5 separate regions of the Mus musculus genome follow, and regions 1, 2, 3 and 5 are each linked to region 4. Evidence: chromatin loops called from intact Hi-C (ENCODE). Cell type or tissue: gastrocnemius. All regions are shown on one strand. Links, peaks and the distances in the headings refer to the core of each region. The heading gives the core; the rest is flanking DNA. Region 1 overlaps Plcxd2 (phosphatidylinositol-specific phospholipase C, X domain containing 2). Region 2 holds the start of Phldb2 (pleckstrin homology like domain, family B, member 2). Region 3 holds the start of Gm31198 (a long non-coding RNA gene). Region 4 overlaps Phldb2 (pleckstrin homology like domain, family B, member 2). Region 5 overlaps Phldb2 (pleckstrin homology like domain, family B, member 2).

Region 1 (5,933 bases), core at 417-5,416, 210 kb after region 4:
CTGTATTGGGCCCTCACAGAAAAGACTTTCCAACTACTGTCCCTATCATTTTAAAGATAGGGCCCAAAATACATTAAAATAAGAAAATACTTTTTCTGATGCCAAGGGTAGGGTGCACTGCTTATATGAAGAATAAAGGTGCCCACTTCTAGCCCAAGATATGCAGAGCCAGCCTGTGGCTGAGCACTGTGATAATAAACATATCTTGCTCTCGTAGAAAGTGGTGATACTGTACAGTTCATGAGAGACCTGGTTCTTGGCTCCATAGGAGCCCCTTAGAGCTCTGGGTTGATGGCAGAGAGCTCTCAGGATGGTCCACGCTCACATGTGCCATTCTTCTGACCAGGAATGCCTTTCTGACTTAGTCTTCACACAGGCTCAAATGACCACAGAAGACAAGAGGAAGCTGGGCCAGTTAGGATGTTGCATAGCCCACAGAACCTGAAAAGGATGCTTCCATCTTCCATTTGCCACCACAAGCCACTGGGGAGATCCTGATGTTAACCATAGGAAACATGCATTCTTCTCTTAGACTTAAGTTTGTAAAAGTGTCTTTGGGGGAAAATGCATGGAAACCCCTTAGATTTTTTTTTAAGTCCAAGTAGCTATGTGAGGAAAGAGAGGGCCTTCTTTTCCTTCCTCACTTCCCCGTGACTGCCTACAAGTGAGTCATCTTTCCTAGAACCCTCTAGAATCCTACCTTATATCAACAACCTCAACCTCAAATTAAACAAAGCATGAATTCAACACTTAGTCAGAGCTCGATCCTCTAGGAGGTCGTTCAACTCAATCACAGTCGTGGCAAAGTCTATCAGGTCCACGAAGTCAGATGTGATGATGTTGACACCCATGGCGCCAGGCTTTTGAGTCTTCACCCAATCAAGGATGGCAGGGAGATTCCTACATGGAGAAAGGGTTAGGTGAAAAGAGGATAAACAGATAGTTAGGGTTAAAGTGACAAGAGCAGCAAAGGGCATGAGCCGCTTCTGTCACGACACAATGTGTGTCAGAAACACATAAGCCTTATATCTCCATGCATACTGATCAGGCTTCCACCAGAACTAACCTCTCCAAGGTTTCTGTTATGCAAATGACTATCTGCTTCTAGCATCAAATGGACAGCCACATTAACAGGAAGGACCTCGTAACACAGAGTCCATCAGTCCTCTATTGTTAGGTTCTTAGGGTTCCTCATAAAAAAATTCAAACAGATGGCAAATTGAATGAGGTTTTACAGTAAATGGACCCGCCCCTATCTCTTGCTATTTTACTATTTTGCTTGCCACGTATCTATCAGCACATCACCGTCGTTCTGTATGAATACAACACAACCTATCCATTTTCCTATTGATAGGCACACAGACTGTTTTTAATTCGCAGTCATTATGAATAAACTATTATGGGCATTCTTTTATGAGTCTTTTTTATGGGCATCATCTTTTATTTTACTTGGATAAAAATCAAGGGTTTATTTATATTTAGTTTTATAAGAAACTGCCAGAGCTTTCCTCGAGGGGGCCACCCCACTTTACAGTTGCAACAACAGAACAGGAAAGCTCCGGACCGTTAAAGTTCTCCCTAAAAATTGGTCCCATTACTGTTGTGAAATCTAGTCATTCTAAAATAAGTGTGGCCACTCATGCATGTCTGTGATCCTAGCCTATGGAAGATTGAAGCAGAAGGATTGCTGGGAATACAGACTGGATTTGTGTGCCCTTTTCTTGCAAGTATCCATGTATTCATCACTTTAACAATTCTTCCACCTACTTTTTAATCATTTTTTATTATTTTCCAGTTTTGTATTTGTTCTCTGAGAGTTTCACACAATATGGCTTGATATTATTCCTTCTTTCTTCTTTTAAATGTTAAGTTTTAGAAACATTTTTACATCTGGGATACTAGCCTTTTGTCAGATATATTTGGCAGACATTTCTTTTACCTTGTATTTTTCTCAACAAAATATTTTGATAAGCCTGGATTTCTTAATTTTGATGGAGTGCAATTTGTTATCTTTTTTCTTTAAAAAGATTTATTTATGTGGCTATGTCCTTATGGGGGCATGTACATGTGTATGTATGCATGTGTGTGTGTGTGTGTGTGACCTCATGGTGGTATGTGCATGTGTGTGCAGAGGTGTTCACAGAATCTAGAAGAGGGAGTTGGATCCCCTGGAGCTGAAGTTATAGGCTGAGAGCTGAACTTGTGTCTTCGGCTTAGCCACCTCTCCAGTGAGTGCTCGTAACTCCCGCCATCCCTCCAATCCCCCATCATTTTTTTTTTTTAAATTTCTGTGATTTGCTTAAGAAACACATTCACTTCCAATTCACAAAGATTTCCTTCCTTCCACAGTTCCTTCTGAAAGCTTCAGCGGATTCACCTTTATCTTACTTTTTAAAAACTACCAGTTAATTTTTTTTACAAAAGGCCAGGGTTCACTTTCCACAGAGATAGTTATCCTCGTACTGCTCATGGCTCTTTAGTAGATTAATATTTAATCAGCTGTCTCTTGAATACAGTTGCTGGGGTTATTTGATAAACAGAAGACTTCCGGTGTGTCAGAGGCTCAGAGCTCATGATGTAAATAACACTTTCATTCCAGTGTGACCTACGTGTGAGGAGCCACAGAGGAAGAGAAGAACCATCAAGGCTACTGGCTATCTTGTAACAGTAAACACAGCTCACGAAATACCCAGCAAAGGAAGGTAGAAACTGGCCTACAGTTGATTATTGCACGTCTAGGAATCCCTTGGGTTGGATTTGCTCTAGCTAACATCCATGGTCCGTCCCTCTCTTCTGTTACTCTCTGGCTCTCCCCGCACCCCATTTCTATCCTCCACTGAAGCTTGATGTACCCTCATTTCGTAGTCTTCTAGAAAAAGTGATGTTAAGACCTCAGCTCTTCTCTCAGTCAGCAGAGACTTCACTGCCATGAGTTGAAATAGTCTTATTGATCAAATCACTTTTTTAGAAAAAAATTGTATTAGCTGGTTGTGGTACAAAAGTCCTTCTACTTTTAGTTGGGACGCTTGATGATCTTAACTGACTACAATTCCTTGTCTGTCAGCTACTCTTCCCTGTGAAACAGGATCAATCAGAAAGATAGTATATGGAAAGTGTTCAGAGCAATGGCTGCTTAGAGCAGTGTCGTGTATTTGGCAAAGGAAAGGTATCATAAAGGAAAGAGTAAAGAGGTCGAAAGAGAAACATTTGGGGGAGTAGGGATAGGAAACCTCTTATATATCCACACAACGAAGTTGTGAAGTTGGGAAGCGGGGTTGAAGAACACAGAACTCTCAGACAAAGGCCAAAATTTCCCATCCGTCCCACGTGAAAGACACAGTAGTAGTGAGCTTGTAACATTTAGGATTCAAAGGATCCCTGGCCAGAACCTATGTTTGGAGATCCTGCGCCACCTGCTGGTCATTCTGGGGGAATGATACTTGCCAGGTAGAGGCAGCCCCGACCCTTTGCAGACTATAAATCCATACTTTCCAGATTAAGTGGTGAAGAAAAGCTCATCTCAGAGACCTCAAGGACATGTGCAGGGACACCCGATTGTCCAGAGGACTGTGTTAGCTCACTTACTCTGTCATAACAGCATATACACTGTTGACTTCAAAGAACTGGAGTTATTTTCCCCTGTTCTAGAGGCTACAAGTCAAGGTTGAGATGCTATTGGGCTGGGTTTTTTCTGAAGCCCTTATTCTCTATTGCAGGAGATTTCCTCCTCCTCATGCCCTCCCCTCAGCAACCTATGTGTCATTTTCTCTGTATGCACACACATATTCCTGTAGTCTCTTGCCTTTTGCGTGCTTTTGGAGATCTTATTACATTTTCAAAGATGACCTTGACTGTCCCCTCCTCTGCATGGATGCTGGGATTGCAGGCTTACACTGTCTTGCTTCTCTTCTATTGTCTCTGGGTTTAAGTTTCCTTTGGACTTCAATGTGAGTAGATTAGAACCCACCGTAATAGCCTTTTAACTTAATTCTCTCTTTAAAATGCAATGTCTCTAAATGTACTCACCTTAACTTGAGGGAGGGGCTCAGTACATAGCTCTGGGTGGCCTTGAACTCGCAAAGATCTGTCTGCCTCTGCCACTGGAGTGCTAGGTCTAAAGGTATGCACCACTAAACCTGGTTGAATTATTATTTTAATATTATTATTTTAAAACTGGTTAATTTGAAGAGAGGGGACATAATTCAATGACATTAGTAGGGACCCTACAGGTTTCAACTCCAGGCCTCCTGACTGCATTCTGACTCACTGCGAGCCTTTTGGATCAGGTGTTTTCCAGTCTGAGGAAAGCTACAACAGAAATCCAGGCTGAATTGTCTATATATGTTTGTGGCTTTCTTCCAGGGTGATGAACCAACGTGAACAAGAGACTCTCATGTTCCAAGTGGATCTGAAAGTTGGGAATTAGCTTCCTACCAAGGAAACTACCTGGTCCCCAGTAGGAAGACACACTGGATCTTCCCTGGCTTTGAGCTGTTGATCAGTGCTCGGAATCAGCTATGTAGCATCCCTGTTCAGTTAGCCAGTACAGACAGCCTTCAGGGCGCTGGTGCTCAGGGGGAGAGCCCACGATTATTCAGTTGTGAAATGACAGTCATGTGATTTGCTGGCACTTGGGAACAGACTCCTAACCACAGCCACGTTCCTGCTCCACTGATGTGTAGGCACAGGAATGTAGGATCACACTCCTAATATTCCCATGACCAGAAACAGTGAGGATGCCAAGAGAGCTACTCATTTGAGGGACACATTCTCACTACCAGCTGGGAGACATTGCCTTTGCGCTCATCTTCTTGACCATTAAACAGAGAGGCATCATTCATTGGCAGCAAGACTAAGAAAGCAGGACATGAGACTAGTGAGAGTGTGGATTACCAGCTGTAACTAGTGTGAACTGACTAGATCCAGGGACTACTAACTCAATCACGGGGGCCTAGAAACACTAGGAAATTAAGCTTAGACATTCTTTCTGCTCACAGCAGTGCCCAGCACTACACAGACGGAAGCCCGGCAGACCTGACAGGCTCTTGGCTCTCACAGGGGCTGTAATCTTAGTTGTAATCTGTGATGCTGGATCATTTAGCTTCCCTGAATACTGTCGTATATTAGGACCCACAAGGGGCCTTACATGGCATGCCCCTTCTCCACGTCAAAACACTGGCCCGGATTTAAGAATCAAATAAAAGCATTTGCAAAAGGGTGCCTTTTATTCAGAATAAAGGACCTATCCTTCGTGTGAAATAGCCTCTTTGGCGGCCCACACAGACTTGCAGTGGACTGGTCTTCACTCAGGTATAGAAATGTTCATGTTAGATTTTGCTAAAAGACTATGGGGCAAAGGCTACAGGAGTCCTCTGTGTCTCTCCATCTGCCTCTTCCCAGGTACTCTTTCTGTTTTTCTGAACATACAGAAAACTTCACTTTTACTGAATGAGTAAGTAACATTAAGCTACAAAGAATGAAGAAAATGGAATAGGAACTTGAACATATATTTTTAAAAAAACGCATAATTCTAGGTCCTTTTAAGAGATATCACACTGAATTAAGGTTGATTGTTTGATTTGATTTGATTTCATTTGGTTCGCTTGTTAGCTCACACTTAGAATCCCAACACTCTTGAAGACTGAGTCAGGAGGACTGCAAGCAGTCAGTTTGAGGCCAGCCTGGGCTACAGACAGGGTTTCACTCTACCATACCCTTGTTCCCAAAGAGTGTTAGCATCTAGCCTAGTCATAGCTTCTCCTGGCTTTGAACTCACAATCCCTTGCCTCAGCCTTCCAACTGCTGGGGATTGCAGGTGTGCAGCACCATGGCCAGCTGAACACAGTTAATTTCGTTAAGACTTTGAAGGGCTGCGTGGAAATGAGCCCATCTTCAGTCCATGGTTGACATTATCAGGAGTTCTCAGCACAAAG
Region 2 (5,933 bases), core at 271-5,270, 87 kb after region 4:
GTAGTCACTCAGGCTTACATTACTGCCCGCATCCAGGAGTTTATTTTCAAATTGGGGAAAGCTTTTGCTAAAACTCTCAAGAAGGGTCAAGTCCCAGTTTTTGTTCTTGATTTTGCTTTGGTTTGTTTCTCTGTTTTTAAGTCTGGCCTTCCTAAATATCAATTATTACATTCTCTAGTCTCAGGCTCTAGCAAGAGCTGTGTCTGCCACTAACTCACCCAAGGACTTTCCAGTCTCTAATCCCTGGGCTTATCATCTATGAACTGAGAATTGAATTTAGTGATCGCTGAGGCTCCCTTGTGCTCAAATTCAATTTTTAGGCAATTCAAAAGCATAAAGGAAACCTAACAATGTCCTTCATCTCTACAGGATATAGAGACTTCTAGTGCTAAGGACAGAAGGGTCCACGGCAGATGAAAAAGCTTGCGGGATGTGGTATGTGTGAACAACAAGAGTTAAGTAAATTTGTGAAGATCTAAACTAAATCAAGATCCCCAATTTACTAACATCTGCGTGACCTAGGGAAATGCCGTAGAACAGGGTCTGAGACAGATAGCTCTCTGTGTGTTCTAGATGCTAAGATGTGTCCTGGTATATAACAGCATCCCAGATCTCTATTCAATGGAGGCTGATGGAACCTTCCTACCCTCAGCTTCATAACCAAAAGACTTGCCAAGATTCAGACAGCAGGCCACTCCTTCTTCCTGAGAACTACTGCTAAAACACACTTCGGGGCTTTCAAGACAAAGCACACCACTCAAAAGGTGTTTCCCCACATTTAATAATTAAGCTCAGAGAGATTTAATGACAATTTATAAAGCTCAGGTATTCTTGGAAAATGTACAATGTTCCTGTCTTTCCCTGTCACCTGAGGCAACCCCTCTCTGCCAAGGGCTGAAATGTAGCATCCTGTAAGGTCAATTACTATAACCACAATGCCCCAACGGCTTTAAACAATGATGCAAAACTAATAAAGACTCCTGAAGTGAGTTCTCCATTACACTCCACAACCCACCATGCATAGAGCCAACAACACTGAAGAAAGTAACGAAAAGCCCTTCAATCAAGCTCCATCAAGTCAACTTTGGCTTTTCTCCCTTCTCCTGAAAATGCCAGGGGAAGTGACGCACTTTGGCCAGAGTTGTTGAAGAGATGGGCTGCATCTTCACCCACCTTCTTATCTAGCTTTTCTGGCTTGCCCCAAGCAGGGATGCAGCAGATAGCCCTGCTGTCCTTTCTCACCCCAAAAGAGCAGCAGCTGCCAGCTGTGGGGAACCAGACAGAAGCCTGCAAATTGCCTGCCCTGGATGACTGCTCTTAACCAAACATCTCCTTTTGCCATTTGTGAGCGTGCTAGGATTTGCAAACTTCCCTGCCTCTGGAGTAAAAGCTACACCAAGCTAAATGCAAAGGCTCATCTCTCCTCTCTTTTAAAGGCCTTTGTCAATGTTTGGAGACTGCGGAGTTTCTTAATTATACGCAATGTTTAAATTCCACAATGTATTTATAAGGAGAAAGAAAAAAAAACCATTCAGTTAAAAACTTTTAAACAACTAAGTCCAGGAAGGGAACCTCAGGAAAACACAACTGTTACTTTTCAACGAACCTTAAATGGCACATTTAAGGTTCAAATGGCACCAAGCATGTTCTGTTAAAATAGTAGACCACTCTAAAGGATTATTTACCTCAGACCCAATGAATGTGTTGCTAGCCTACCAGGAACTAAGAATTCAAGTGCTCCGAGGGCAAACGTTTAACCCTATGAAACTGTGAACCATATTTGGAACCTTCCATCTAAATTCAGTCGTTTGAAGCCCAGAGGAAAAATAATCTCAAACACACAAGTGAAGCCCAAGTTAGAAGCTTTGTTACAAGCGTCAGAGTTGAACATTTACATCTGTAATTTACATGTTCATACACTGGAGGGGGAAACGTGTGAATATTTACACTAACGGACTCCACATTTTATGTCTCTACTAGACTTACCCTCACAGCTCTGACTGGCTAGGAGACTAGCTGTGTATCCTAGAACACTTGAGATACCACAAAAGGAAGACTTCTAGGGAAGAGGGCTGGGCCGGACGAAAGGATTTCCAGTCTTGGCTAGTCCACATAAAAGACTGTGGGAATCTTCCCTCTTTGAAGTGAGAAAGGTAAAAGAGGAGCCTCTGGAAGGAGGTTGGACTTATAAAGCTCTTTTAAACAGGAAACCCCAATCCGGGAAGGGACAGCCCGTCAGCCTTTTAATTTCCTGCCGGTGGCGGGAGTTAGCTAAGTCCTCCCCGCTTCCAGTGCTGCTGGCAAGGGTGAAGTTACTGAGCGCACCAAGCCAGAGTTCAGCAGGCTCTCTGAGCGGCTGAAGCAGAGGGTCGAAATGCTACCCAGAGTTGCAGCTGCTATCACCACAGAGAAAGAGACCATCACGCCCTCAGTGTGGGATGATAGGGAAACCATAACTGAATCACAGTCAGGAGCTCCTGGAAAGAATCTCGGTCCGGAGGCTCGCCGTGCAGCCTCATTCTAGAAACAAAGTACAACTAGAAGCCGATTTCAGAAAGGTCCTATCTGAGTCCCGTACTCCTCAAGATCCAGCTGTGGATCTTCTTATCCCCGGAATCCAGATCTCTGTCTAAGCAATCCAGACTTTCCGCAAAAGTTGCCTTCGGGACCCTTAATTAAATCCTGCCTTTTCGACCCAATCACTCACGAAAACCTCACCCCTACTGGACACCCCTTCCCCACAATGCCTCCACCCCGCATCGCCGTGCACAATGGAGGACAGAGCACTCTAGGACTGTAAGGTTTAGGCTTTGCGGACCCCTGCCCGGGCTTTTGTCTCTACAGCCTGCAAGGGAAGCAAAGAAAATCTGCGCTCAGGGCGCCCACTCACCAGCTCATCTTTCTCTGGAACTGCAACTCTCTCCTCGGGTCCCGCTGCCCTTGGGCCTGTCCCTTGCCTCCGCCCTCCCTCTCTCCCTGTGTCCTAGTCCGGTCCCCGCCGCTGCCGCAGGCTGCAGCCAGACCCTGCCGCCGCACACCGCGCACTCCGGGCGCCCCTCCCGGTGGGGGCGGCCACCGCCTCCTCTCCGCCCCCGACCTCCGCAGAGAGACGGGCGGCTACCAAGTCGGCTGAGGGGGAGGCTGTGTCCCCAAGGAGCCACCAGGGTGCGCAAAGGCAATGCGGGCCGGCTCCTCCAGGCCCTCTGTAGCCCACTACTCACCTGGGGCGATAAGGTGGCCGAATGCAGGCGGCCACAGAAGGCAGGCACCCTGGGTGCTCTGTGTCACACTCAGCAGAGCCCCTCGGCCCGCGGTGGTGGACTCCTCGAAGCTCCCTCCTGGTCCCGACCCGAGTTTCGAGGCACCGCAGCGGATCCTTGGAGTTCCCAGCTAGGAAGTCCTGGAGCCTAGGTTCTTAGGGAGCTAAGCTGCTGCTGCTTTTACTGCGTTTGGAGTGGCCTGGCCACTCGTCACATCTCTAGGCTCCACTTTCTCAAAGCTACGTTCGCAGCTATGTGCTAGAAACCTTTGTTGTTGGCTTTCTTTTCTTTTCTTTTCTTTTCTTTTCTTTTCTTTTTTTTTTTTAAATAAGGTGGAAATGGGACGAGAGAACACAACACGTCCTGGAGTGCGATTTCCTCCCCAGGACGAAGTTTCTGCTCTGTGAAACTCCAGGTGACTTCACCATAGACTGCTCTCCCCAGGGCAGGTTTACCTGATGCGTCAGAAAAGCAGCTGTGCCAAATGGCAATGGAACCGCCTGGGGTCAGGGCTGGAATCAAGCAGATTTAAAACTCCGTGATACTGATTGCCTTGGAGGGATGTCTCATAAAGGGTTCTGCATTTTCCAACACATTTAACATAACCAGTGGAAGCAATATTAACGTGAACGCCTTTCAGCCTTGCTTCCCTGAGCAGCTAGTCTGTCTTGACGCATGCAAATGTGGATGTTTGTAAAGTTCTGCCCCAGTGGGGTTAAGTCAAAGAAAGACAAGAACCTTGGAGGAACTCGCAAGGTCCAGGACCGGCAAGCTCTTTAATAACAATATGGCCCTAGCAAATTGTTTTAGCTACCACCAAGGATGTCTTCAAGGCTGTAGCAATAGCAACAGGGGTACTAGTGTAGGTACTTCCAGTAGTTAATAAACCTATGCTTCATCTATACACAATGCCTTTAGCTGTGAGAACACGCACTAATAAAATGCATATTTAAAATGTTTTATTGAGCAAAAGTATGACTTTTAAGATTAAATAATGTTTACTATTTATTCCTGCGTGTGCTTTGGTGCATGTGTGTGCACGTGAATCCAAGTAGGAAGGGAAAGCAGAAATGGCCATGAGCCACTCCACAAGGGTTTTGACAGCCAAACTCAGATCCTCTTCAAAAGCTAGACAGCTCTTTGCTGCCAAACAACCTCTCCAGCCCCGAAATTTTGACTTCTAATTTCCATGAGAACCACTCCTATAAGGATGATTTGTGTTTTAGAGCATTCTCAACGCACCACCTCGGTATCCCACGCTATTAAATTCACATGACTTACACCCCATCCTTTCACCTCATCTCCATCAACTTAAAATCATTTATCCCATCTCAATGAAAGGAAAGACACTCTTGAGCCACTTGCCTCTCCATACACTTACCTGTTTAACTATAGCAAAATGATGGCCAATTGTTACAAAAAGCTATCTCAACTCTCTGCCTTCCCATATACTCCAGTCAGAAGTTGCCTTTATTGTATTCCCCTGAGCTTAAATTATGCAACTGAAAAAATTGCTTCTTCCCAGGTATGGTGGTACGGGACAATAATTCCAGCTCTTGACCAGTTGATGCAGGATGATCAAGAGTAGCGTGCAGGCTTGGGTCTCTTAACCAGTTAGGACCAGCCTGAGCTATGTAAAGCCTGACTCAAAACACCAAGGGCTGACTGTGGAAATCAATATGGTGGCTCCTCCAAAAGTTGGGAATCAATCTACCTCAAGATTCAGCTATATCACTCTTGGGCTTATATTCAAAGCTATATCACTCTTGGGCTTATATTCAAAGCTATATCACTCTTGGGCTTATATCCAAAGCTATATCACTCTTGGGCTTATATCCAAAGGACCATCCATCCTACCACAAGGACGGTTGCTCAACTATGCTTATTGTGGCTTTATTCATAATAGCTGGAAATCGGAAGCAACATAGATGTTCCTAGCCAAAGAATGGATAAAGAAAATGTGGTACAGTAATATAATGGAATATTACTCGTTTGTTTTAAAAATGACACCATGATTTGCAGGCACATGGATGCTACTAGAAAAAAAATCATCCTGAGTGAGGAAACTCAAACCCAGAAAGGTAAAGATGGCATGCATTCACTTATAAGTGGATATTAGCTGCTAAATAAAGGATAATCAAGCTACAATCTATAGGCCCAAAGAGTAGGTAAAGGGGAGGGCTCTAGGTGGGTAGCATGAGTATCCCCAGGAAGGGGAAATAGATTTGGGGGTGGCCTGGGGACTTGTGGGGGCAGGAGTAGGGGGATCAGGCTGGAGTGCACCAAGAGCTGGCTGTGTCTCTCAGCATTAGCAAGTTCCATCACTATTCTCTCAGCACGGGGGCAGGGTGGGGGTGTGCATCTCACTCCTCAGTAGCAATTACCAGCTGATCCTTAGCTCCCTTTTCTCTTCCTTTTTCTTCTGATCTAAGCACTGACTACCCAGAATTCAGACTCTGGACCTAGTTTCAGTCTAGGGGCTTCCACTGGTGCTATCACTCTACCCCCACAGAACTAAGTCCCATCATGAGTTGACTCTCCACAAACTTTGCACCCACCCCAACCCACGCCTCCCGAATCCCAGACCCCTGGCAGCAGCCCACATGGATGCCTTCTGACCACGTATTTACCATTTCCAACACTGATTCCCTAAAATCTCTTCCTCGGTCTCCA
Region 3 (5,933 bases), core at 628-5,627, 270 kb after region 4:
TCACCTGGCAAGTTGTACATCCTTCTCCAGAGATGAAAATTATAGCTCTTGCTTCAATAGCCTGATAGCCAAAGAGAGGGGTACTGGTATCTCTAGACTGTAATCATTCCTGCCAGGCAGGCTGCTTACAATCCTGATTGGGTTGAAGCTTTCCCCCTTTTCCTTCCCTCCACTCCCTCCTTTGTCTTTTTTTTTTTTTTGTCTTTCCCTCTCCCTCTCTCTCCTACGTGCTTCTTTTTTCTCTTTCTTTCTAGAAAGGGTCACAAAAAGCCAAGTACACTCTGGAGTTTACTATGTAGTTAAATAGGACCTTGGACTCCTGATATTCCTGATTCCCCAGGGTCAGACTCATAAGTCTTACAGGTATGGCCACCACATCCAGCTTGGGAAGTTTTCCTGATTATCCTGAACCAGTAGGAATAAGGGCCCTGAATGCTAAGGTGTTGATTGGGAGAGGCAGGGGTGATAAGAAATAAGAAATAGCAGTAGCCTAGGGGAAACAGTCAGGTCCCCAGAAGCTGCAACCTTGATGCCAATGAGGTGCTATCTCTCTCATCAGACAGCCCTGCCAAGGCTGTTCCTGGGCAAGGGCACAGAAGTAAAGTTCCTTTTGTCCTTTCATGAGAGCCTCTGAGAAAGTCTTGGGTTGGTCTGGCTCCCCATGCTTGATTCCCAGTAACAAGCATAGGAAGCAGACTCGTTCCCCTCCCAGGTTGTTCTAGCCTGCCTCACAAGGAATGTTAAGGAAGCACCAATGATCTCTACGCAGTGGATTATGCCTGTAATCTTCCACTTGGGTGGCTGAGTCAGTAGGACCAAGAGTTTAAGGCCGATGTAGGCTAGATAGTGAGTTCCAGGTCACGAAGGTCTATAACTTGAGAGACTCTGTTGCTCAACAACAATGACAAGGAAAACTAGATGATAGACATAGAAACATAACTTTTAGACTAAAAAACTAGTATTCAGAAGTTGAGTAGTTAATGTTTTAGTGATTCTATGTAGTCAAAGTTGTCGAGGGGACAGGAGCCTAGTAGGAGAAACAAAAGGTGAAAGTAGGTTAATGCTAATGAATAATTACTACTAACTGGAGTGCTTACTATGTCCAAATCATTCTGACAGATTGCAGGAATAGAGAGAAAGCTAAATAGCTCCCAGATAGTGCATAATTAGTAGACAAAAAGAAAACAAGAGAGAGAGACAGAGACAGAGACAGAGAGACATGCACACAGAGAGACAGAGAGAAAGAAAAAAACAAACAAAAAATGGTGTATTGTTAGACTTTTGAGGACAAAGAAAAGAGGTTATAGAATGAGAGGAAGGAAGGGGCAAAGGACATAGGAGGCATTCAAGGAAGAAGTTGGGTTCTAAGAAGAGCTGCTCCTGGAAAGTGGGGGTGGGGTAGAGTAGAAAGACAGGTCCAGTGGAGAAAACATAAGCAAAGCCAGGACATGGAGTTTTAGAAGAAAGTCACAGCGGAATAGCACGTGAGAATGAATGGACACACAACCCTAGGACTTTCAGTTAACCTTCACAACAGCCTAAGGACCTCAGACTTTTGCTGCTTGGAGGGTGAATACCTCCCAGTTCCTTGGGAGCAGAGTTGTGTCTCCAAGGCTCGTCACTATGACCCGAGGGCTCCCCACTCTGTGTCACCTATCATTATCATAAATCAGGCAAGGCTTGTTTACCACCAAAGCGCATTAAAGAGTTTGCCCTTTTCTTCAGATGAAAGAAACTGTTGTGAGTTTTTAGAACGAAGGGAAATAAAATTACACGGTATAGTAGAATGATTACTGTAGCAGACTGGTAAATAATGAAAAAAATCGTTTAGGGAAATGATTGAAAACAACTATCTAAGCAAAAATAAGTGGGAGAGCTTGGCAGCAAACACACGGGCTTCCTTAACTCTGCTGCTTGCCCTACTCATTTCTTCCAAGAACCTGTAATTCTAGGACCTGGGTGGGCAGCCAGACAACCTCTTAAATTATATTCCAATACTTTAAAGCATCGTCAATCTTTTATAGGCCAAGCCTGTTCCTACCCTACAGATTCCATCTACAGATTTTGTTCTCTGCAATGTTCTCTCCAGACTTGAGTAAGGAACTTAATGGAGACCTGAGAAGGTGACCATAGCACTTGGCCCCTCCTTAAAGGCTACACTATATATTGTAAAGAATCTAGATTCTGAAGCCAGTGTGTTTGTTTGGTTTGAATTCAGGCTATAAATGATGCATGAGCGCTCCAGGGCAGCTGCCTAAATGGCTTACCATTCAGCTAAGTCTGCTTGGCAGGATACCTAGCCTGAGTCTTACATAACTGAAAGCATTCAAAGATTCTTAGAGAAAATATACTGTCCTAGTGGTATTGGGGCTGTCTTTGGCTTCCTGGGTAAAAGATACCATAGCTTACTCAGGCTTTGTGCTAGGATGGAAAAAAAGTATAGATTTCAAACAGAATCGGGATCCAGGTATGTCCAGTCCAGAGTTATTGCTTGCAATGAGTGAGGAGGCTATGTGAGACTCTGGGTTCTACAGTGCTCTCTCTCTCTCTCTCTCTCTCTCTCTCTCTCTGTGTGTGTGTGTGTGTGTGTGTGTGTGTGTGTCTCAGACAGTCAATCTGTCTGTCTGTCCCTTCCTCCCTCCCCCACTTCATATATGTATTTTCCCTCTGTGAAGGTGGGGAGAGGATAAGATACTGAAATGAGGAGCTAGGATGTAGTATCAACTCGTTTGTTGTTGTTTTGTCATTGCCACCTCAATAAAGTTTATTCCAAGTCATTTCCAACTTTCTCCCTCTCGTTCAAAGGAACAGCAAAATCTCCTGTGTAATGGAGACCCGAGTATCTAACTGGAGTGGTGCTGGGGACATACAGGCAGCAGCAATTACCTCTAGGAAGAATGTCAGCACCGTAGCAGCGGTGGACCTTAGGAGGAGAAAAGAAAGCACAGAAGTATACAGGAACACACACATGCCTGACCATGAGGCAGAGGAATGGTGTTTGGTCCACTTATTTTGTTATCAGGTCTGGACCCCCCCCCAAAAAATTGCTTGATTGTTACTGTGACTCAGCCCCTGATTCCACCAGGGCTGGCTGTACACTTGGGGTAAGATAGCAGTGTCTTAGGCAGGAAATAGTCATAGGCTCTTACCACATGCCCACCCTGTGTTTGTGGTCCACCATTGTGACCGCAGACAGAGCCAGATGTGCCAGTGGCTGGCTACATTTGTAAGCTCGGTAGCCAATCAGAGACTTTGAGCTTTTGTATTCTTCAAATGTGTCTGGCATAACAAGTTTTCGTTTCATAGAGCATTTCCTTTAGCAATAACAGAGTGTTACTACAGAATACTCTAAAGGAGATTCCCCCATATTGATGGTGGTAACGTTTGTTTTCATATCTTGTCTTCTTCCTCCTATCCTGTCTTATCCCTGTTAGCCAGACCCACCCAACATCTCACGCTTGAAAGCCCTTAGCACTTGGGCAAAAACTGTGATTTCAGATGCTAGGGAGCCACCTGCTGGTACTGAAGCCTCACTTCACACATAAAGATTGCCATGCAGTTTCCAAATACCCCAACAGGTCTAAACCTGGAGCCAGCACCAGGGAGCCAGCACTAGGGGGATGTTTCCTGTTGGTTCCTGGCTCAGAAGCCAAGCCTGTTCAGATCCTCTGGGGCATAGTACTTCCCATCCTCTAAGTAAACTTTCCTGGGGATTTTTGTGTCCTAAACATTTGCGACTGTGTTTGTAAAAAACCAAACAAATTCTTACTTGGGAAAACAAAACCAAAAATAAAAAGGTAGGAAGACAGAACAAGCAATTGTTAATCCACTCAAAAGTAGCAGAGCTCAGCTTACCCAGGTGAGACACATCTACATTCCTGTTAATTATTTATTCCACCAGGAACTTGTCTCTTCCCAGTCAATCATTCTCCTAGCATTCACTCCCATCACGTTTCTATGGAACACTTGTCCAGGTCTCACCCCTATGCTAGTGATGCTGAGACGTGCAAAGGCAGCTTCCTCAGGACAGAATGAGTGAGTTCACTCTTGTTGTTATTGTTGTTGTTGTTAATAGAATGTCTTGCTTTCATGTGTCTGTATAGGGGGGATGGGGTGGGGTGTGCCACAGTGTGTGTGCGTGTGGAGGTCAGAGGACAACTTGTTGGAGTCAGTTCTCTCCTTCCACTGTGTGATTTCTGAGGACTAAACTCGGGTTCCCCGAACCCACATGTGGCAGCTGACATGCCTGTAACTCCAGCTCCAAGATATCTAACACCTGCTTCTGGTTTTAACCTCTTATCACCATATATACAGAGGGACAGAGATACAAATAGGTAAAATACATATTTAAGAACAAGTAAATTCATTTTTATACCAAAGCAGCAATGGCAAACAAAAGTTTCATTTCCGTAGAATAGAGTATAGATACACGTTAAGTATTTATTACCTATTTATTGACTTCTTTATTTATTTAAGACTGGATCTCACGTATCTCAGGCTGGCCTCAATATATAGCTGAGAATCACTTTAAACTTCTTATTATCCTGCTTCCAGTTTCCAAGTGGTGGGATTAAAGGGGTCTATCAAGTGCTGGAGATTGAGTCCAGGCTTCATGCACACGACACAAGCACTCAATTGACCTGCAGTCCCAGCCACTGCACTTCAAGTATTTATTGCATAAATAAATAATGGTCAAGCCCTATACCCCAAAGGTTCAGGTGATGGAAAGAGGTCTTGTGGTGGTTTAAGTAAGAATGGCCCCCATAGGATCCTAGGGTTGAATGCGTAGTCATAAGGCAGTGGCGCTACTTAAGAAGGATTAGAAGGTGTTGCTCTGTGGGAGGAAGTGTGTTACTCGATGTGGACTTTGTGGTTTCAAAGCCCAACCCAGGCTCAGTGTCTCTCTCTGCCTACTGCCTATGGATGAGACTTTCTGAGTCCAACATAGTCTTGATGGGGACAGGATGATATGATTCCTGCCCCTCGGACAGGGCCAGTGGTGTGGGCTTCCATGAGTGTGAATGACTACCATGGACATAAAGCTTGTTTGTATAACAATGTATATATCTTTATATTTTTCCTTCAAGGAATGTGCTCCCTGTTAATGTTAATGACGTCATGATCTGAGTCCAGAATCAGTCTGGACGAGTCCAGGAGATGAAGGTGTGGCTAATGTCTCAGCAAAATGGTAAATGCTGGGACCTTCAGGACAGCCCTTAAGGCTGTGGACAAGAACTCTAAAATGGTGAGTTTGAAAATATATAACTTCTCAACTATACATAAGGATGTGATATGAATTACGAGGGGCTTTATGACTCTAAAGGAACAGAGGTAACTACACTAGGAGCCAGCTTGTCAGAAAGATACTAAGGCAGGCAGATTCCTGAGTTCAAGGTCAGCCTGGGAAACAATGAGTCCAGGCTCAGGTTTGAAAGAAATGGTAATTTCAGGACAGGGTCCTATGATCTAGCTTATAGTCTGTGCTTAATAGAAGCAGGACGGTCTCTGAATTCTTTTGCAACGTTGAAAGAGAATAGTTGCTTGCTGTCTCCTAAGAACTAATGGGCTAGGGTCGCCAGATTCCGATTCTTAGGATAATTAAAAGGTAACCTGAAATAAATGACTGGATTGGTATGCAAAATAAAAAAAAACTGGGTTTATGATCTGCAGGAGATGAGCTCTCCAGAAAAAAGGTTTTAGAATATCAAGAGAGAACTTCTTGGAGAACTGTCTCAAGCAGAACATAGATAGAGACAGAGCTGTCTAGAGATTTCTAGAGAAAGCAAATCAGAAAGAATGCAGAACAGAGAGAAAACACGCTAGAAAGTTGACTCCAGCAGAGGTCTGGCCATCAACTTGGACTCACAATTAGACTTTGATTTGTTTTGGCCACTCCCAGATACCCCTTCTCTCAGAATCCCCAACCAAGCCAA
Region 4 (5,933 bases), core at 578-5,577:
TAATATAAAATATCTCGGCGTGACTCTAACTAAGGAAGTGAAAGATCTGTATGATAAGAACTTCAAGTCTCTGAAGAAAGAAATTAAAGAAGATCTCAGAAGATGGAAGGATCTCCCATGCTCATGGATTGGCAGGATCAACATTGTAAAAATGGCTATCTTGCCAAAAGCAATCTACAGATTCAATGCAATCCCCATCAAAATTCCAACTCAATTCTTCAACGAATTAGAAGGAGCAATTTGCAAATTCATCTGGAATAACAAAAAACCTAGGATAGCAAAAACTCTTCTCAAGGATAAAAGAACCTCTGGTGGAATCACCATGCCTGTCCTAAAGCTTTACTACAGAGCAATTGTGATAAAAACTGCATGGTACTGGTATAGAGACAGACAAGTAGACCAATGGAATAGAATTGAAGACCCAGAAATGAACCCACACACCTATGGTCACTTGATCTTCGACAAGGGAGCTAAAACCATCCAGTGGAAGAAAGACAGCATTTTCAACAATTGGTGCTGGCACAACTGGTTGTTATCATGTAGAAGAATGCGAATCGATCCATACTTATCTCCTTGTACTAAGGTCAAATCTAAGTGGATCAAGGAACTTCACTTAAAACCAGAGACACTGAAACTTATAGAGGAGAAAGTGGGGAAAAGCCTTGAAGATATGGGCACAGGGGGAAAATTCCTGAACAGAACAGCAATGGCTTGTGCTGTAAGATCGAGAATTGACAAATGGGACCTAATGAAACTCCAAAGTTTCTGCAAGGCAAAAGACACCGTCAATAAGACAAAAAGACCACCAACAGATTGGGAAAGGATCTTTACCTATCCTAAATCAGATAGGGGACTAATATCCAACATAGATAAAGAACTCAAGAAGGTGGACTTCAGAAAATCAAATAACCCCATTAAAAAATGGGGCTCAGAACTGAACAAAGAATTCTCACCTGAGGAATACCGAATGGCAGAGAAGCACCTGAAAAAATGTTCAACATCCTTAATCATCAGGGAAATGCAAATCAAAACAACCCTGAGATTCCACCTCACACCAGTCAGAATGGCTAAGATCAAAAATTCAGGTGACAGCAGATGCTGGCGTGGATGTGGAGAAAGAGGAACACTCCTCCATTGTTGGTGGGATTGCAGGCTTGTACAACCACTCTGGAAATCAGTCTGGCGGTGCCTCAGAAAATTGGACATAGTACTACCAGAGGATCCAGCAATACCTCTCCTGGGCATATATCCAGAAGATGCCCCAACTGGTAAGAAGGACACATGCTCCACTATGTTCATAGCAGCCTTATTTATAATAGCCAGAAGCTGGAAAGAACCCAGATGCCCCTCAACAGAGGAATGGATACAGAAAATGTGGTACATCTACACAATGGAGTACTACTCAGCTATTAAAAAGAATGAATTTATGAAATTCCTAGCCAAATGGATGGACCTGGAGGGCATCATCCTGAGTGAGGTAACACATTCACAAAGGAACTCACACAATATGTACTCACTGATAAGTGGATATTAGCCCAAAACCTAGGATACCCAAGATATAAGATACAATTTCCTAAACACATGAAACTCAAGAAAAATGAAGACTGAAGTGTGGACACTATGCCCCTCCTTAGAAGTGGGAACAAAACACCCTTGGAAGGAGTTACAGAGACAAAGTTTGGAGCTGAGATGAAAGGATGGACCATGTAGAGACTGCCATATCCAGGGATCCACCCCATAATCAGCATCCAAACGCTGACACCATTGCATACACTAGCAAGATTTTATCGAAAGGACCCAGATGTAGCTGTCTCTTGTGAGACTATTCCGGGGCCTAGCAAACACAGAAGTGGATGCTCACAGTCAGCTAATGGATGGATCACAGGGCTCCCAATGGAGGAGCTAGAGAAAGTAGCCAAGGAGCTAAAGGGATCTGCAACCCTATAGGTGGAACAACATTATGAACTAACCAGTACCCCGGAGCTCTTGACTCTAGCTGCATATGTATCAAAAGATGGCCTAGTCGGCCATCACTGGAAAGAGAGGCCCATTGGACACGCAAACTTTATATGCCCCAGTACAGGGGAACTCCAGGGCCAAAAAGGGGGAGTGGGTGGGTAGGGGAGTGGGGGTGGGTGGGTATGGGGGACTTTTGGTATAGCATTGGAAATGTAAATGAGCTAAATACCTAATAAAAAATTAAAAAAAAAAGAAAATATGTGTACACACACATATGTATATACATATACATCACATTGTGTGTATACATATACATCTATACAGAGTATAGATGATAGTTTGAAATACATATATGTATATATCCATATATAATGATGTGCATATATGTATACATATAATAATGTATACACATATTACAAACTATCTATACATATATATGTTTATATATGTGTGTATATATTCTAAACTATCATCTTTATATATATATATAAATATATATATATATTGTGTGTGTGTGTGTGTGTGTGTGTGTGTGTGTGTGTGTGTGTGTGTGTGTGTGTAAATGTGCAGTTGAGGGCAGTACCAGAAGAGTCCAGAAAAAGGTATTGGGCCATGTGGAGCTGGAGTTATAGAGACAGGCAGTTGAGAGTTTCCATGTTTGAGTGCTGCCTGGGAACAGAAATTCCAGAACTCTAGAAGAGCAACAAGTGCTCTTAACTGCTGGTCTATCTCCCTGGGCCCCTGTGTGTGTTTTTAATGATCACTGCAATGCCCCTTTTCAAAGCTAGATAAAACCTATTCATTTTCCCTTAAATGTCCAGAGAATGGGTAGAAGTCTCTCTTTCTTTCTAGCATTTAAATAGAGCATATGAATCACATGTGAGTGGAGCAAATTTCTGCTCTGCTAGGGTAGTTCTACGGCAGTTTCCTCGAAGTTCTAAAGTGATCACTGCCCGCACACTAACCCACATCTTTCTCTTAACTGTTCTGCCAAACACTAGATATTCCTAGACAGAATTAAAGTCTTCTACAAATTGACCACCAGGGGGCAACCTACACTTATGCATTCACTCTGATAGACCAACCTGTGCCCTTTGTTTCTCTCTTATTTTGACTTCTTTTTCTATTAACTTCTGCCTCTGGCTGGTTTCTTCTTGCAATCGTTTTTCCAGGATTTCCCGGCGTCGTTTTTCTTCTTCCAGAGCTCGTTTTTTGGCTTCCATTTCCCGTTCCTAATTATCATTATACAGAACCATAATTATTTTCAATTGTGGCAATTATACTTTAAGGGACCAAGAAGTAAATACCCAAATTCTCTTTAGACAATTTTCATCTTCTGTTCTGGTTTCTTAAAATATATAACCTCTGCATAGCTCCCAAAGTCACCTTATGCTATTAATTAATCAACCAACCATTAAATTTTAGTCTTCAGTGAAAATTTGGCTAATGACTACATCCAGCCATTTTGTTCTTCCTTTTTCAAATGTCATACAGCCCTAGCCATGAAGCTGTTCTCTGGGAGACTCTCTGGGTGAAGGCTACCGGTCCCTTTAACTCCTATTATTGCTATGCGGCTTCTGGCTGAAGGCCATAGAGGAAGTTTTGTAGGAAGTTGGAAAAGGAAAGGAGGTGCCCTCATGGCAGGATGCAAAGGCGTTGGGGGTGGGGTGGGGGGAGTCCCAAGGAAGTTCTTCTGATTCTGACCTGAAATAGTCACAATACCTTGGGGGTTTTGGCTATCACAATAGCACGGTCAGCGTGAGTTGGGAAGGACAGGAGAATTCATAAAGAAATATCATTCTTCCCTAATCCTTCAAAAAACCGTCCACTGGTTATCACAGGGGGAGGGAAGGCAGTAGAGAGCAGCCGTTTCAGTCTGTGTGAAACCCGGGCCCACGCTTCAAGTTCCAAGGCACCGAAGTGCAGTAAAGGGCTTTGGGCGCCAATTCTTTAGCACCTTTGCTTTTGGGAAAGGAAAGGAGGCTGAGCAGCTCCCAAGGTCACAGCACTCAGCAAGGCCCCCGAAAGAAGGCTGCTGGCAAGGGTAGGGCCCCTTGCCACCACTGTCCATCCCAGACTCCTGGCAGGAGTGGACACTCTTACCCTGGACTCAAGCAGCCGAGTCTTCTCCGCGTGCGCCTGTTTCAAGAGTCTCTCCATTTCTTCTATTCTGGCAATATTGGATGTGCTGGCACTGAAGCAAATAAAGAGCCTGTTAAGAATATTTGCTGAGGGAGAGGAGTCGGGGAGGATGAGTGGGATCAAAGATACATTGTGTGCATGGGTGAGATTCTCAAAGAATTAATAAAAAATATATTTAAAAAACACCTCATAACCTGACCAGACTCACACACCAAAGTTACAAGTTACAATCAAATCACACACACACACACACACACGCACACGCACACGCACAGGCACACACACACACACTGCACACACACACACACACACACACACACACACACACACACAGGTCAAGTTTAATGTCACAATCAAAGTATATACAATTTGAAAGATACTCTTCATGAGTCATTTGGTCTTTTGGGGGCTAATCAACTCATCTCTAAAAACCATAGCTGACTCAATATTTATCTCAGTGTAGAAACCAAAAAGAGGCACACAAAGACCAGGGCAGTGCACACTGGCTAGAAACCCATAAGATAAAGGTAAGTCAGCAGGTGTCCAAAATGCAGCCTCCAGGTCTAACACTGACAGCCATTCAAGCCTTCTCTTCAGTCACCGCCTCTCAACTAGCCGTCACACTGTGACACTCTAGGTAAATGATACATCTGAAGTCTGTCTTCAGTTGGGCAATTTGTCCCTTTACATGTGTGGGCATCTGACTTTTTTAAATGACACTAATGTTGAAGTGACTTGAGTAATAGGTGCACTGAGTAAGTGGTGGTCAGTTTTTAGTGCTAAAACAACACAAAAAAGTTCAAGAGCTTCAGAAACAAAAGTTCATCTTGGAAACGACATCACGCCCACCAGTGAAGGGAAATCAAAACCAAAAGCAAAATGAGTGGGAGCTGAAAGAACTCTGAGAGTCTAGGCCAGAGGCCATGTTTCCTGATGTCGTGGACTCTAGAGCCCTGCTGTGTCCTGTCCAGTGTGCTTGCTCCCTCAAGCATCTGCCTTATTTTTAGGTCGACTTGAGAATGGAAAGATTCATGTCCCCATAGCACTGAGTCCAGCCGAGGGGGCGCATTCATAGAACATGCATAAAAATATGTGCAAAGGGGGATACTCGGAGTCCTTTGGGTTATTAGAGTATATCATGTAAAGCATGACTAAGTCATATGTGTACATGGACACCTGGGTATGTATATGTATGTTCATTGGGGTAGAGGTATGTGTGCTCACGCTCACATGTGTAGAAGCTACAGGGCAACTTTAGGTGGTGTTCTTCAGAAGTCCTCTACTTTGATTGGTTAAATCCCAGGCATATATCTTTGCCTCTCCTGTACACGGACTGCAGGACTGCAAGCCTATGTCACCATGCCTGGCATTGTATGTATGTATGTATGTATGTATGTATGTATGTATGTATGTATGTATGTATTTAAACTGGTTCTAGGGATTTAACTCAGATCCTAATGACCTGTGCCATCATCCCTGGTATCTCTCTTTCTCTCTCTCTCTCTTTCTTTCTTTCTTTCTTTCTTTCTTTCTTTCTTTCTTTCTTTCTTTCTTTCTTTCTTTCTTTCTTTCTTTCTTTCTTTCTTTCTTCTTCCCTCCCTCCCTCCCTCCCTCCCTCCCTCCCTCTCTCTCTCTCTTTCTTTCTTTCCTTCTTTCTTCTCTTTCTTTCCACTTATTATTTATTTAAACTGGTTCTAGAGATTGAACTCAGATTCAAACCCTAGTGTGGCAAGTACATCATAGACTGAGTTATCTCCCCAGCCCTGTATGAACACGTTTGAGACAGAGCCTCACTGCATTGCCCAGCTGGCCTAGAACTCACTATCTTCCTA
Region 5 (5,933 bases), core at 616-5,615, 60 kb after region 4:
AACTCCTGTTATAAGTGACTTACTATGAAGATCTTATATGAATACACTTATCATCCTCCTTTGTAATAATAATAATCATTGAAATAAAACATAAAGAACTAACAAAGACACTTGAGTCTGTCTTTCAATATCCCTTTAAGATACTAACTACACAAAGGAAAAACCCCAATACACAGCCTAAGGAGGTGGTGAGCATCCTACGTGTTCTTCCTAAGTGTCCTCCTTGGTCCCATTCCACTGCTGTGCTACTGTAGCTAAGCGCACAACTCAAGGCCAGACCCCCAGAGTCTGAATTCTGATTCTGGATTTACATTTGCAGTTTCCAGCCAGACAGGTGCCTTGTGTTTCAGTTTAGTGTATAAAACAGGGTAACTAGAGTGTACTAGACAGTGCAGGGCTGAGCTAAGACTTTTCTTCCTGACTCACAGTAACCTGGAAGAAAACGCTTGAACATCTCACTGTTACTCATTCCTCTATTCCCACCAATACAGACAAATGTATGTTCCCCGTGGCACACTAAATTCAATAGAGTGGGTTCTAGAAAGAATTGGTCTTAACAAAATCCAGTCTCCAATATACACTACACCCTTGACATAAAACCCCGGATGCTACTCATGTTGCCCTTGGCTCTGCCTTAGAACTTCGGAGGTCAGCTGAGTAATATTATCATGCAAATGTCTGAGCCATTTGTCACTTCCCACCTTTGCTTGTACTCAGAGACATGAAGCTTGTTAGCAAGCAATTCTTCAAACACACATTTTACTCTTACACATGTGTGCCTTGTCTCCCTCAAACCTATTGCCTCTACTATTTCTAGCTGTGTCTCTATGATAGAAGGGACTGATAAATTAAAAAGCTGTAAATATAAAAATATTATAGTTATTAAAATACATTTCATTATTGACACATGTAATAATGGAGTATAAAATTATAGCTTGTATAAAGTATTCATTTATGCTTGAGGCAGCGTTTACTTGTGTTTTCTTGCATATCCAACATGCCTAATGTAATATAGTTTAACTAATTCTAGTAATTTTTACCCAGCAATGTTTTTTAGCTACCTTTTCCAATTCACAATTATTCGTATTTTGCTAGGCAGACTCAGGTTCATTTCAGCAAGCCCTTTCAACAAGGGACCTCTGTATTTGCATTTGAAGTCAACTGTCAAGCAAGCCAGGTTTAAACTGGTTTAAACTTAAAAAAAAAAGTTAAAGATGAAAGACCTGTAATATTAACATATATTATTCAAAAATACTGTGATTGACTGGCTAGCTAGCGTTGGGGTGGGGAGCAGATGCCTAGCATTCTAAGGGGGGGGGGCATGTGTGTCTCCTTATTAAAGCACTCATTCAAAATAAAGAAAATTCATGAGAGAAATACATGTTCTATGGCATCTAAGAAAACCTGCCACATTGCTTTACTCTTACAGTGTGTCTGAGGAACCCCAAACAGCGAATGAGCCCCTTTACAGACACCAAGTGCTGGTCATACTACCAGAGCGCCAACATGGCCATTCTCTGCCTAATTTTCACTTGGGCTTGATCAAATTCAGGATCATTTGGTTTCTTTTGAAAGATTATAATCTACAAAACACCAGATAAAATAATTACTTTAAAATTTTACATACTATTTTACTCTGTTTAATGAAAATCAGTTTGTGGGCGGCACCAACATCATTACTTCTTTCCATTCTCCAGCTCTATCCTTGGGTCTGGAGAGATGACACAGCAGTCATAGGCAGCTCTTATTGGAGGAACTGGGCTCAGTTCTCATCACCCACATAATGGCTCGCAGCCATCAGTAACTCCAGATGCAAGGGATCCAGTGCTTTTTTTTCTGGCTTCTACAGGTACCATACATGCATGTGGTACACACACATACATGCAGGCACCACATTCATACACACAAACCAAAAATAACTTAAAAACCCTTTATCCACCCTCTTCTAAAAATCTAGTAATCTTTGTACATCAAGACGATAGTGAAAAATATAGGGAAACTATCTGTAAAAAGAGAGAGTAGACTGTTGCCGGTGTTTCTCCATTGCTTCTGCCTTCAGGTCCCTGCTTGAATTCCAGCCCTGACATCCCTGGATGATAGGCTATGATGTGGAAGTGAATAAAGTGATGAATGTGTTTCTCTGATGGTACTTGTAGGTTTCTATACTTCTTGGAATATTAATCTCAAATGTTAAAAACATTGCCCATTTCAAAGCTTCCCATGAGCCTTTCTAGAATCGGAAATAGTAACAAATATAATATTAACCCAAAGTCACTGAAACCTATTCTTTTATGAAAATAGTTTTTTTTTTTTTTTTTTTTTTGTTACAAGGCAGATCCATTAAAAAACTTCTAGTTTAGATGCACTAAGTAACTTGCCAATGGATAATACACACTCAATGCAAAGCCAACAGATCTCTCCGAAGTGTTCATGTACTCTTGGTATCAATATAATGTCAATATTCTTCTAGTTTTTTACACACATGAATTTGTTTCATCAGCTTTGTTCTTTATTTAAAAGCAAGTGTTCATGTATTGACTTATGTGGAAAGAGTGGGGTTTCTTCCATAACCTCCCACAATAGCATGCAGTGCTCTTTTTAGTTGAAGCAGCCTTCTGCATTTAAGTGTGAAGCCTGAGAGTGAAAAGGCTTTGATGGTTCAGAATCCACAGCACTTGCTTCTGAGAAGCATTTTCTAAATGCATGGCACCATCAAGAGGCAATAGCTTGTACTGCCACTGTAATAAGAACCTAGGGTTTGCTCTCAAAAGGTAGAGGAGCCTGCTTTGAACAGTCATTCCCACACCCTATTGTATTACAGACTATACAGTCTTTAGCTCCTCACAGCCCTCAAGTACAACCATGAAATTATTGCTAGCTGTAACCTTCCCTCCATACTCCTTTCCTGCCCATCTGTCTCAAATAGGAGAAGAAGAGGGCAAAGACATGACAACTCTTCCTTTCAGTTCCCAGAGGATAACTGGCAGACCTAACTTGTTAAAGATTGATTCCTTCAATATTTAAGGAATGCCTTCATATGTGCCATCAGTTTATTTGAAAGATGAAGAGAGCAAACTCTTACTTTGTTCTCCAATGAGCCAAGGTGATCTGATGATTGATAATATTCTACATATCACCCAATGGTTATAGGTTTATTTATTTACAGACCAAGGAAGACTGTTTACTTAGAAGCATAGCTTATTTGGGTATAGACAGAATTGTCAACCTAATTCTGTTCTGCCCAATGCTATGTATTTAATTTCATCTACTTTTTTTTAAAAGATTTATTTATTATTATATATAAGTACACTATAGCTGTTCTCAGATGCACCAGAAGAGGGCATCAGATCTCATTACGGATGGTTGTGAGCCACCATGTGATTGCTGGGATTTGAACTCAGGACCTTCGGAAGAGCAGTCGGTGCTGTTAACCACTGAGCCATCTCTCCAGCCCCTTCATCTGCTTTTAAAAAAGTTTTTCTTAATGGAAGAAAGTTTAGAATGACTACTTGGCTATTATTTATGTTTTGCATTATATTTCTAAGCTGGATCTATCAGTCCATGAGAGCGGATGAAGACAAGGAATTGGGGCAGGGTGGGGCAGTAATCACTGGCTACTTCAAATGCAGAAGCTGAGAAAAGGTTCTGTGGGAATAATTCAACACTCGGTCTGGACCTTCAGAGGAAATCTAGTAATTATTATTCTATCTCAGAATACCAAAAGGCAGCCATCTTTAAAATTAACCTGGGCCACTGAGCTTATTTGTTTCATAGACCAACTCCTGGCTCACTTCCCAGCAGTCCAAACATTTTTAAATACTAAAAGCACGTCAGGATGTAGCAAGCGGAAGAGCCATGTCAGGAAGGAGACTGTGGTGGTATGTGTGTGTTTGTGTGTGTGTGTGTGTGTGTGTGTGTGTATGTGTGTGACTTCCATACTTAAGCCTGCTTTTGTGTTTCAATGACCTTCTTGGTAAGATTTTAAAAGGTTAATACCACAATTAGATAAAAATGACTATTCTCTTAGCATTGAATGTTATACCTTTTTCTATCCAACCAAGAAATGTTGCCAAATTTAATTTGCCCCAGCTCTGGCACCAAGGTTTTAGATGCTTTAAGCTGTTTTTCAGGGACCGGGGTGATAAGCACACAAAAGAGCAGGAACAAAAAGAGACGCCCAACACACTGACAGGTAATGTGTCTTTGGCCTTCCTCTCCACCCTCCCCACCCGCCCTGTGCTCACCAGTTTTGGATCCCTATAGAACTCTGTCTTCATGACAAAACTGAATAATGTTAACCATAATCTCTCTGATCCTTGAAATATGATCTGCATTTGGATATTGGAAAACAAGCAAATGAATGGCATAAAACACAAACATTTCTCATATGTGTTGATTTACACTGTCATTTCATTTTGGAACCATCAGGTTTATGGTCTGTTCAACAGTATATAAACAAGATTCTGAAACCCACTGGTACCCAGAGCCTCAGTTCTCATAAGACTCTGAAAAGCACCAATCCTGATTCAAACAAACAAAGCCACCAAAACTCACCAACAAGCAACAACAACGAAGAAAACCACCAACACAACAAAACAAAATGACAACAAAGAAAATAATTCACAATGGCTCATTTTGATTGTCAACTTGACTGAAATGACAGACATCTAGATTTAGCAACATGTCTGGCTGTGCCTCCGTGGGCATTGCTAAAGATTTCTGGCATATAGGACAACTGCAGGGTAAAATTTCCCAATGAATATTGGTAGCACCTTCTAAAAGGCTTGGGGCCCCAGTGGGACAAACAGCTAAAGAAGGAAGAAGCCAGTCGGTTAGGCTCAGCTCTTCCTGGGCGAGAGCATCTTTCACTGTTGTCATCACCCACAGATATCAGATCCCAGCTTCTTCAGCCTTTCAGCAGGAGCGCACACCAGACAACTTTACAGGAGAGCTTCCGGGCCCTCACCCTCAGACTGGAGATCATCATTAGTGTCCCTTGGTCTGAGGCTTCCCGCTCCTTGAATTGAGAGGCTACCAGTTTCTCTCACTCAGCATCATGCAGAAATCCGTGATGGGACTATATAGCCTTCAGTCATATTAGCCAATATAATAAATAAGTGTATAAGATTATATAACATCTCTCTATATAGATGATGATAGATAGATAGACAGACAGATAGATAGATAGATAGATAGATAGATAGATAGATAGGCACACACACACACACACACACACACACACACACACATATTCTGTTAATTCTGTTCCTCCAAGAATTCTATTATGGAATACTACAAGATTTCCAAAATAAGAAAAAATAACCCTTTTCAGTTTTCTTTTTCCAAAGGGAAATAGAACTCACACTGTCTAGTGACCAAGGGTGCAACCAACAGCTACAGAATGAGGAAAACTAGAATGGATGTCAAAATTGGACATAGAAAAACATTTACTCTCTACAAAAACAAACAAACAAACAAACAAACAAACACCCCAATCAAAACCTCAGGGAAAAAAAATTATACAAGGTATGTGGTACCTCCAGTACTCCAGTTATCAGTGGTCAATCTGCAGTAGTGAACCAGACAAACACAATCCTAGATACTTGCAAATTAAAATTCTTTCATTGTAAAGTGGTTTAAGAGGCACTATAATCATAAAATGCCTTCCAAATATCAAGGGATTGCTGATTCAGACATGTCACATGACTGCGCTCTACAGTATCATGGAAATATTGATCTGTGGCTTCCAAACAACTAACCTTAGCCTCAAGGAGTCTCCTAGAATATGTGAAAAAAATAATTCCAGAAAAGCTGATTTCATGGTGTGTTTCATGAGAGCAGGCTTGTATTACAATATGTTTAGGAACTAAGCATCAACTGTGGCCCTAAGCAGCTCTGAACCGCAACGATCCTGTTTGCCAAGGCTTTGCAAA

Evidence for each region. Peaks named below come from ENCODE experiments on the same cell type or tissue, not always from the same donor. Only the 100,000 strongest peaks of a DNase experiment are listed, where the experiment ranks them.
Region 1: it touches region 4 in a loop (10-fold over the local background); 33 of 42 quality-filtered maps call a loop at or near these places.
Region 2: it touches region 4 in a loop (2.5-fold over the local background); 7 of 42 quality-filtered maps call a loop at or near these places.
Region 3: a loop joins it to region 4, with 4 times the contacts of the local background. A loop is called at or near these places in 18 of 42 quality-filtered maps.
Region 5: a loop joins it to region 4, with 6 times the contacts of the local background. A loop is called at or near these places in 14 of 42 quality-filtered maps.

What each region holds. Positions count from the first base shown.
Region 1 is chr16:45,964,275-45,970,207 of GRCm38, forward strand. Plcxd2 (phosphatidylinositol-specific phospholipase C, X domain containing 2) reads right to left here. Exons shown (of 4, transcript NM_001134480.1): 4 at 1-900. The coding sequence ends at 744. It overlaps Gm15638 (predicted gene 15638), which reads left to right. Exons shown (of 3, transcript NR_152226.1): 2 at 2,600-2,702; 3 at 4,363-5,933. Among named protein-coding and RNA genes, the nearest start is that of Gm15638, 22 kb to the left of the region's middle. In gastrocnemius, for the core only: a CTCF peak has its summit at 3,420 (motif pointing left); a DNase peak (open chromatin) is centred at 3,413; H3K4me3 peaks cover 343 bases.
Region 2 is chr16:45,841,318-45,847,250 of GRCm38, forward strand. It overlaps Phldb2 (pleckstrin homology like domain, family B, member 2), which reads right to left and starts at 3,061. Exons shown (of 18, transcript NM_153412.4): 1 at 2,891-3,061. In gastrocnemius, for the core only: a CTCF peak has its summit at 3,167; DNase peaks (open chromatin) are centred at 1,239, 2,321, 3,092 and 3,734; H3K4me3 peaks cover 3,503 bases; H3K27ac peaks cover 3,429 bases.
Region 3 is chr16:46,019,217-46,025,149 of GRCm38, forward strand. Gm31198 (a long non-coding RNA gene) reads left to right here and starts at 2,980. Exons shown (of 3, transcript XR_384882.2): 1 at 2,980-3,022; 2 at 3,902-4,035; 3 at 5,088-5,207. In gastrocnemius, for the core only: a CTCF peak has its summit at 3,523 (motif pointing left); DNase peaks (open chromatin) are centred at 3,132 and 3,515.
Region 4 is chr16:45,754,055-45,759,987 of GRCm38, forward strand. It overlaps Phldb2 (pleckstrin homology like domain, family B, member 2), which reads right to left. Exons shown (of 18, transcript NM_153412.4): 14 at 4,063-4,153; 15 at 3,045-3,191. Among named protein-coding and RNA genes, the nearest start is that of Abhd10, 14 kb to the left of the region's middle. In gastrocnemius, for the core only: a CTCF peak has its summit at 3,005 (motif pointing right); DNase peaks (open chromatin) are centred at 3,029 and 3,599; H3K4me3 peaks cover 802 bases; H3K27ac peaks cover 2,693 bases.
Region 5 is chr16:45,814,166-45,820,098 of GRCm38, forward strand. The region is part of intron 2 of Phldb2 (pleckstrin homology like domain, family B, member 2); the gene reads right to left. Among named protein-coding and RNA genes, the nearest start is that of Gm52249, 22 kb to the left of the region's middle. In gastrocnemius, for the core only: CTCF peaks have their summits at 2,723 and 3,304 (motif pointing right); no DNase peak of the experiment used is centred there.